2 separate regions of the Homo sapiens genome follow, and region 1 is linked to region 2. Evidence: chromatin loops called from intact Hi-C (ENCODE). Cell type or tissue: Caco-2. All regions are shown on one strand. Region 1 has its middle 39 kb from the start of MC5R. Region 2 has its middle 9.5 kb from the start of MC2R.

Region 1 (5,000 bases), 62 kb after region 2:
GCTGGAGCTCCACTTAAGGGAAATTACCAAATCTCTGAGCCTTTAAGTCCTGTTTCTTTGCTGGTTGAAAGTGACTCTGGTGATGAAAATAAATAAAATGTATACCAAAGTTGAGCAAGAGCAAGTCCCCAGCCTTCTCCAAGAACCAAATACTGCCATGACTGCCAAAAGTGCTGGGATGGAGATTCATCCTGATGGCCCTCCATACTTGATCATCTCCGCGGGGCTCAGTAGCCTGGAGGCAGGCGTGTGAACAGCATGAAAGCTTGAAGTCAGAAAGAAGAATGGAAAGGCAGAAAAGAGGGCACATAGACTGACAAGGCTTTAGTGGTAACGCCAAGAAGCAGAAGGTCAGGCACGATGAGGTTGCCTGCATTTAGGAACAACTGTGCCATCTGTAGAGAAAGTGTGTGTTCTTGGCACCCAGTGCCCACACAGTAAAATCTTCAGTGTGTTTTTGCAGATGAGCACCATCATTCTCATGAGAGATCTTGGGAAAAAAATGCTGTATTTGTATAAAGTTGGCAAATCTACATAAGAGTCCCAGGCCCTCTTAGAAGTGTTGACCTCCCTAGGAAATAGGTGACTGTGTTCCCAGCTTGATCTCAGATGCATCATTCAAACCATACAGCATGAACATTTCTTCAGAAAATTCTTAAGTGAGAATGCTTTCCTTATATATTCTTACTTTTATTTTACCATGAGGAATTTAGCCTTTTTAAAAAGTTAGCAACTATGGTTAAATGTTTCCAAGAGATTTAATTCTTTCCTAAGTCTTGCTAAGATGTAAATATGATCAGTAGGGATATGGCTAGGTTAGAAGTTGGGATTGGTGACTGGTTTGAGAACCACTGGGAAATTCTGAGCAATAGCCGTTCAGATTCTAGCGGTCAGGGTTGAGAAAGTAAGTGTTACTTTGATTATAAAAATTCAGTAGAAGTAAACTTTTGCTTTCACAGTATCTTTTCACACAGGTTACTTGAAATGGAAAATTGGGAGGAGTCTATGCTTAAAAATGGTATTTATATTTTTAAAGCCAAGAAACTAAATAAACATTTTGGTTTTGCCATTACAATATTACATTAAGTTTCAACGAACTCTTTAGAAAATTATTTTCCAATAAGATTTATGTTCTTATAAATTCCAGTCTTAATTTCTCCAGCTTTGGGGCATCATCTTTCTTTGGGTATTTAATAAGACAGCACTAATCTCCCACCCCACATCCTGTGGGAAATCCAACACATTACAAACTTTCTAAGGGTTTTTGGAGAATTCCCATTCTTGTGGCCACTGCCGCCCTGAACCCTGGCTTTCCTGGATGCTCCACCTTCCTCCCCAGTACCCTTCCTGGACTTGCTTTTGTACCTGTGGTCACTGCCTCTTACTCCATTCACCAAAGCTGTGAGTGCAAGTCTGTTCCAGATTACTTGGGCCAAATGAGAAGTTTGACACCACAGTATAGAACAAGAAACTATTTAAAATTGAGTATTTGGGATCTCTATTTTCCTTGTCTATCTTTGTCATAAAAGGATATTTCTCATTGATCCACTTTCTTCTATGAATATAGTTTGCTACAATTTCCTAAATTCCACTCTCACCCTCCCAAGTCTGAAGCTTTCCCTTAACTGCCTTTGCCCTGGTCTAACCCCCACACCGCTCCACCCACCCCATGCCCCAGGTTGCCACTTGAAGCGTCAAAACAGTTGTGAATTTTATTGCGCAGATCATATCAGCAATCTTTTGCTCAACCTCTTTTTTTGACTAGCTCGAGTTCTGTTTTATTTTAAACGAAATCAAAAACAAAAAGAATAATATGGACAATGTAATGATCTTCTAAATAAACTTGCTTTCTATCCTGTATGGAAAAACTATTTCCCACACAAAGAACCAGCAGAGAGTATTTGAGGATTGCTGGCAAGATGGCCAAACAGCGCTGGTCTGCAGCTCCCAGTGAGATTGATGCAGAAGGTGGGTGGGTGATTTCTGCATTTCCAACTGAGGTACCTGGTTCAGCTCACTGGGACAAGTTGGACAATGGGTGCAGCACACCAACGGCGAGCCAACAGACGGGCATCACCTCACAAGGGGTCAGAGAATTTTCTCCCCTACTCAAGGGAAGCCTTGAGGCACTGAGCCTGAGGAACTCTGGCTCAGATACTGTGCTTGTCCCACGGTCTTCACAACCTGCAAACCAGGAGATTCCCTCTGGTGCCTACCCCATCAAGGCCCTGGGTTGCAAGCACAAAACTGGGTGGCCATTTGGAAAGACACTGAACTAGCTGCAGTTCTTTTTTTCCATACGCCAGTGGCGCCTGGAACCCCAGCGAGACAGAACCATTCACTCCCCTGGAAAGGGGTGCTGAAGCCAGGGAGCCAAGTGGTAGCTCAGTGGGTCCCACCCCCACAGAGCCCAGCAAACTAAGATCCACGGGCTTGAAATTCTCACTGCCAGCACAGCAGCAGTCTGAGATTGACCCCGGATGTTTGAGCTTGTTGGAGGGAGGGGTCTCTGCCATTGCTGAGGCTTGAGTAGGCGATTTTACGCTCACAGTGTAAACAAAGCCACTGGGAAGTTTGAACTGGGTGGAGCTCACTGCAGCTCAGCAAGGCTGCTGTGGACAGACTGCCAGATTTCTCTTCTATGGGCAGGGCATCTCTGAAAAAAAGGCAGCAGCCCCAGTCAGGAACTTATAGATAAAACCACCATCTCCCTGGGAAAGAGCACCTGGGGAAAGGGGTGGCTGTGGGTGCAGCTTCAGGAGACATAAGAGTCCCTGCCTGACAGCTCTGAAGAGAGCAGCAGATTTCCCAACACAGCATTCGAGCTCTGCTAAGGGTGAGACTGCCTCCTCAAGTGGGTCCCTGACCCCCGTGTATCCTGACTTGGAGACACCTCCCAGTAGGGGCCGACAGACACCTCATACAGGAGAGCTCTGGCTGGCATCTGGCAGGTGACCCTCTGGGACAAAGCTTCCAGAGGAAAGATCAGGCAGCAGTCTTTGCTGTTCTGCAGCCTCTGCTGGTGATACCCAGGCAAACAGAGTCGGGAGTGGACCTCCAGCAAACTCCAGAAGACCAGCAGACAGGGGCCTATCAGAAGGAAAACTAACGAGCAGAAAGGAATAGCACATCCGCTCAAAGATCCCATCTGAAGGTCACCAACATCAAAGACCAAAGGTAGATAAATCCACAAAGATGGGGAGAAACCAACGCAAAAAGACTAAAATTTCCAAAAACCAGAACGCCTCTTCTCCTACAAAGGATCACAACTCCTCGCCAGCAAGGGAACAAAACTGGACGGAGAATGAGTTTGACGAATTGACAGAACTAGACTTCAGAAGGTGGGTAATAACAAACTCCTCCAAGCTAAAAGAGCATATTCTAACCCAATGCAAGGAAGCTAAGAACCTTGAAAAAAGGTTAGACTAATTGCTAACTAGAAACCACGTAGAGAAGAACATAAATGACCTGATGGAGCTGAAAAAAACAGCACAAGAACTTCGTGAAGCATACACAAGTATCAATAATGGAATTGATCAATTGATCAAGTGATTGAAGATTAACTTAATGAAATAAAGAGAAGACAAGATTAGAGAAAAAAGAATAAAAAGGAACAAACAAACCTCCAAGAAATATGGGACTATGTGAAAAGACCAAATTTACATCTGATTGGTGTACCTGAAAGTGAAGGGGAGAATGGAATCAACTTGGAAAACACTCTTCAAGATATTATCCAGGAGAACATCCCCAACTTAGTAAGACAGGCCAACATTCAAATTCAGGAAATACAGAGAACATCACAAAGATACTCCTTGAGAAGAGCAATGCGAAGACATATAATCATCAGATTCACCAAGGTTGAAATGAAGGAAAAAATGTTAAGGGCAGCCTGAGAGAAAGGTCGGGTTACCCACAAAGGGAAACCCATCAGACTAACAGTGGATCTCTCTGCAGAAACACTACAATCCAGAAGAGAGTGGGGGCCAATATTCAACATTCTTAAAAAAAAGAATTTTCAACCCAGAATTTCATATCCAGCCAGACTAAGCTTCATAAGTGAAGGAGAAATAAAATTCTGTACAGACAAGCAAATGCTGAGAGATTTTGTTACCACCAGGCCAGCCTTACAAGAGCTCCTGAAGGAAGCACTAAACATGGAAAGGAACAACCATTACCAGCCACTGCAAAAACATACTGAATTGTAAAGAACATTGGCACTATGAAGAAATTGCATCAACTAATGGACAAAACAATGAGTTAGCATCGAAATGACAGGATCAAATGCACATGTAACAATATTAACCTTAAATGTAAGTGGGCTAAATGCCCCAATTAAAAGACACAGACTGGCAAATTGGATAAAGAGTCAACACCCATCAGTGTACTGTATTCAGGAGACCCATCTCACAAGCAAAGACACACATAGGCTCAAAATAAAGGGATGGAGGAATATTTACGAAGCAAATGGAAAGAAAAAAAAAAAAGCAGGTGTTGCAATCCTAATCTCTGATAAAACAGACTTTAAACCAACAAAGATCAAAAGAGACAGAGAAGGACATAATGGTAAAGGGATCAATGAAACAAGAAGAGCTAACTATTCTAAATATATAAGCACCCAATACAGGAGCACTCAGATTCATAAAGCAAATTCTTAGAGACCTTCAAAGAGACTTAGACTCCCACACAATAATAATGGAAGACTTTAACACCCCATTGTGAATATTAGACAGATCAACAAGACAGAAAATTAACAAAGATATTCAGGACTTGAACGCAGCTCTGGACCAAGCGGACGTAATAGACATCTACAGAACTCTCCACCCCAAATCAACAGAATATACATTCTTCTCAGCACCTCATTGCACTTATTCTAAAATTGACCACGTAATTGGAAGTAAAACACTCCTCAACAAATGCAAAAGAACGGAAATGATAACAAACAGTCTCTCAGACCACAGTGCAATCAAATTAGAACTCAGGACTAAGAAACTCACTCAAAA
Region 2 (5,000 bases):
TCATTTAATTTATTGTTGCCTCTTTTTCTGTTTTCTTACATGTGTTAATTTGATCAAATTACTTGTCCTTTTCTTTCTTTTTTTTTTTGAGATGGAGTCTTCCTCTGTCACCCAGACTGGAGTGCAGTGGTGCAACATCGGCTCACTGCAACCTCTGCCTCCTGGGTTCAAGTGATTCTCCTGCCTCAGCCACCTGAGTAGCTGGGACTACAAGTGCCTACCACCATGTCTGGCTAATTTTTGTATTTTTAGTAGAGACGAGTTTTCACCATGTTGGCCAGGATGGTCTCAATCTCCTGACCTTGTGATCTACCTTCCATGGCCTCCCAAAGTGCTGGGATTACAGGTGTGAGCCACTGCACCTGGCCATCCTTCTCATTTTTAACCTTATCTTAATTTGGAAATTCTTCTGTAATTCTTAATTCTACTCATGGTTCCTTCTCTTTCTCAACATTTATTCTTCTACTATAAAGATCTCAATAGCTCCTCTTTGAAGATCCTCTGTTGCCCATGGTTTTCCCTTTCCTCAGTAAGAAGAGCATTTAAACGCCTTTATTACTTATCTTTTCCCCTAAACATTTGGGTTTGGCTGATATAGTTTCCTCTTTTTAATTCCAGACTATTATTAAGTTTTGCCATGCTGGTGACTACCATATTACACCCTGGCCTAACCACACACAACAATACAGCTCAGCCCATAGAAAGCTACTGAGGAAGCTACATATCCACAGATCTCACAGAGACTCCAATTGCACACCATGTGCGCATGCATATACACACATGTACATGCATCCATATACCACAGTCTGGTTCTCCACAACCTGATTTTGGATCTTGTTCAGGTGCATGATCCAAGTTCCCAAGGCAGGTTCTGTTGTAGTTTAATGTCCCCACACTGTAAAATCTACTTCAGAACTGCCAGCTGCCAGCTACCAGTGGTCCTCAGTTCAGATTCTTCTCTCTGCAGCCCCATAGAGTTTATTACCTGGGAACTTCCTATGAGCAACCTTATTACATAACCTAAAATCCAATTTTTTTAGGACACAAGTAATGATATCAAATCCCAAACATCCTGATGGGGCATGCCACCATATCTATTGTATCTTGGAAGGAACATGGCATTTATTTTAGATCTTAGGCACTATTATCCACGGTGACCTGAGGTTGTTCAATAATTGTGTACATATATTAAAAAACATGTACACAAGCAGGAAAGATGTGAGCATCAATGAACCAACCACAGAAGCAGCAGAAGTTGGAATTCAGTGACAACTGGGGTGCAGAGCCCCTAACAAATGGGGGGTATCCCACCAGCATCTTTTCTCACCTGAAGTCACTATGCAAGGCATTGAATCATAATTTTTTACTTGCTTGGTAAAGTCAAATAAAAATTCAGCCAACAGCTGTGTGTGGATTCCTCTGAGTTTCCATCCAAGAGTGGAACTCTGTCTGTGGGTGGCTGAGCAGCTCTGCATTTCTGTTGTAAGTCTCTGGAGTCCTCTTGGCTCCATTGGCACATGGGGGCCTCGCTGGCTGATCCAAGGAGCAGCATGTGCTCAGAGAGGGGAAGGGACAGTGCAGCTCAAGCCTGAGGTGAGTATTGTCCTAGAGGGGAAAATGTGCATACCAACTTTCTATGAGCATTCAGCAAAGTAGGCTATTTTGACAAATGTGCATTACATGCTTTGCACAGACACATAGCATAGTGACAATGTGACATACACTGATGTCTTAAGGAACAAGAAAAATGTTAAAGCTGCTACCCAAGGAGAAATGAAACCAGTTACCAGATAACTTAAACAAAAACACCTGCAAGGGAGAGAGGGCAAAATGAGGGAGGCCCAGGTGCCTGCCCCTGAGGAGCTCACGTGCTAGCAGAGAAAACGCTGCAGGAAGCCATCACACTACCATGAGGTGAGCACAAGGGGAGTCCCAGGAGAGAGCAGCAGAGCAATCCCCTCCCTCTGGAAGGGAGCCGGGTGGAGTCACGGGAGCTGATGGAGGCTGCGGATGGATGGGAGATGCCACACAGCTTGGAAGACAGTGTTTCAGGCCAGCCACAGGGCACAAACAGTGTTTACATTACGGAGTATAGCTTGGATGGGATAGACCAGCAGTCTTCAAACATTTGTGCTCAGGTCCCCGCCAAAAGGATGTAGGAAATCTCCCTCCTCAATGAGTACACTTCCCAGGTGACTTCCAGCACTTTTCATTATAGGCTTAAGTAACTGCAAAGGATGTCATTCTCAGCATACTGTAAATGTTTCTTTTAAGCTGTTACATCACTTATTACATTCAATGGAGTCTAAATACTATACAATTTGATATCTACACCATGATCCATTTTTAAAATACAATGTCTTCCAAAAGTCATAAATCTTAGATTATTTTTGTTTTTTCCTTGAACTTACTGGGAGTAACTTTCTTTTGTTTAGGAAAGCACTTTATTGGGCCTCTTGCTTAAGCAGAGATGCGCAGACCTAGAAGAGATGGAACATTGAGACAGGCAGTTTAATTGCTGTGCAACAGAGATTCTCAGACTCCCGGGCCTCGGAAGCCCCTGGAGGGCGGTCCCCCACCCACACCCCAGTTCTGACCGCCGGTCTGCTGCTGTCCTATGCATGTGCAGGCGATCCTCCAGCTGCTTGTCTGCTGACCACACTGTGAAAATCACTGCTCCAGAAAATCAAGTAAAGAGGTATTTTTCTTGGACAGGTGTCTTTGTTTAAAAGAATGTTCTGTTTTCCTCTGGCCCAATGAGAATAAAAGGGAGACACCAAGGATCCTAGCTGCAGAGGATATAACAGAAAAGACTCTGCTCTGGAGACCCAGGTTCCTCTCAAGGTGGGGTCAGGGAGGAGAAGGAAAGAGAAAGCACCTTGTGGATAAAAAGGACTGGTCCTAAAGTGGAAAGTCGTAGAGCAGTGACTGTTCTGTGAATTGTTAAATTGCCAGCACCCAAACTTTTAGCGGATGTTGAGTGAGCCTGCAGTGCAGTGTGGCCATGAGCCGGTCTCTGTGCCTGGAGACTGTCATTACCTCCCTGAGTCCTCTGTGCTAGGAGACTAAAGGGAAGGCTCACGTGCACGCCAGCAAAGAGGCATGGGAACAGCCTCCAGCCTCAGGGACCAGGCATGGTCCAGGGCAAAGACAAGATGCCAGGGGCAGCAGCTCCCACACTCCGAGGCTGGCAGCAGCCACCAGACACTGGTTATGAAATTGTAGCAGCACCTGGGGGAAGGAGCTAAACTCCCACAGCATCACAGAAAGCAAACTCGAGTTATTTCATTTCTATGTCAAAGGGAACACGAGGGAAATGCGGGACACGAACAAACCATGTCTGGTATGAGACAGCCTCCCAGGGTGACGCTGAGAGTGTCGTTTCACCTCCCGGGGGTCTCAGTTTCCTTCTCTGCACATCAAAGTGTTTAAACCCATGGACCTCTAGGTGCCTTCTAGTTCTAAGAGCCTGGGATTTGCTACAGGTTTTTGATTAAAAGAAATCACAATCGGTCCTGTGCATATGGACGGAAACAAAGCTAAATGCTTTCCTTCTCCTTTTCCAGGGAGGCTCTAAAACCAAAAGGAATTGGCGGAATGGTCAGTCCCAAACTGGAGAATTTACTCTCAGTTCTTTTTGTTTCTAAAGGTTTTGGAAACTTATTCTTTTTCCATTTAAATGATCACAAATAGCTGTACTATCTCCCCGATGGAGACAGGCAGTGCAAGGGAAGCATCTTAGACGACTTGGCCAAGTGTGAAAGGAGCATTCTGGGGTTCTGGGCTGTTGAAGTTTGAAAACCCTACTCTACACATATCTTCCAAGAGCACAAAGCACCCTCTCCCCAGCTATAAACTACCGCAGCGCTGCCATGAGGTTAAGCCTGGTGGATTGCACGGGCATTCCTGTCGCAGAGCCATTCTGTTCCTGCGTAACCACAGCCACTGCTCAGTGACACAGGGGCCCAGTCCCTGGGAAACCTGGGCCCTGCATAAGCACTAATCGGAGCCTGGGACCACAGCTGAGACCCCAAACATGGTGCTGGGGGGCCCAGGCTGATGGCACCTGCCAGGTGGCAAACACACTGCCATCTCTGCAAACTCCTCTCTGAGCCAGCTTTTATGGACTGTGTGCATCTGTGCTGTCAAAGAAAACATTTCAACAAATTGTGTTTAAAGACCTAATTGGCTTTTATTAATGATTCATGAGTTGGGTGGCACCCCATCTATGAAAGGGGCATTGATAGCTGGGCAGAGGAGGTAGGCTTTATAGGCAGAAGAGGCTGAAGAAGCAGAAAGAGGGAACAAAAAGCAGATGGGTTGTTTCAGAATTACTTTCCTTATAGAGTCACTGACTTAGGTTGACTGGGCCCCTTAGGACTGGTTGCTCTGAATCTCCCAGTTTTTTGGGGGAAACAGGCCCATTTCTAGGCTCACTTTGGTTATATGGCACCTGGCACAAGTGACTCCATTCTAGTTTCGTCTGATCTGTTGTGGCCAGGTGCAGAAGCTCAGTCCAAACAATGGCCTCCACACATTGTATTTAATAGTGCAGAAATCTACCATTTGCCTCTCCAGATCCCCTGTCCAGCCTCTCCCTCCAGCTCTGTGGCCCAAGAGGCTGAGCACAAGGGATATATCAGTAACTTCCTTGCCCCGGCTTCTGGTTGGATTAAACCCAAGAGTCAAACAGGAGAGAGGGGAGACAGGGTATTTTCCCAGCTCTCCCCTGCAGGTCACCACAGGCTGGATACATGCCTCAGACCCAGGGCAGCTGAGAGGCATGGCTGTGCCCAGATTCCGTGCTCTGCGGTATGGCTTGCTCTACTCTGCTTACATCTTTGTAAATGACCCTTTTATTAAACTTGTCTCAAATAATCCAGTCTGAGTGAACCATCCATTGCAGGACATTGACTGTCTCTGTGTCTAACCAAAGCTCCAATCTGGGAGGGATGTGGGAATACTAGAAAAGTTCGGGAAGAGAAAACAATAAGTGATTA

The links. A loop is a pair of places that touch in the nucleus more often than their neighbours do. Peaks named below come from ENCODE experiments on the same cell type or tissue, not always from the same donor. Only the 100,000 strongest peaks of a DNase experiment are listed, where the experiment ranks them.
Region 1: a loop joins it to region 2, with 4 times the contacts of the local background. A loop is called at or near these places in 6 of 110 quality-filtered maps.

What each region holds. Positions count from the first base shown.
Region 1 is chr18:13,860,583-13,865,582 of GRCh38, reverse strand. No RefSeq gene overlaps it. Among named protein-coding and RNA genes, the nearest start is that of MC5R, 39 kb to the right of the region's middle. In Caco-2, no CTCF peak of the experiment used is centred here; a DNase peak (open chromatin) is centred at 2,542.
Region 2 is chr18:13,922,527-13,927,526 of GRCh38, reverse strand. No RefSeq gene overlaps it. Among named protein-coding and RNA genes, the nearest start is that of MC2R, 9.5 kb to the right of the region's middle. In Caco-2, no CTCF peak of the experiment used is centred here; no DNase peak of the experiment used is centred here; H3K27me3 peaks cover 147 bases.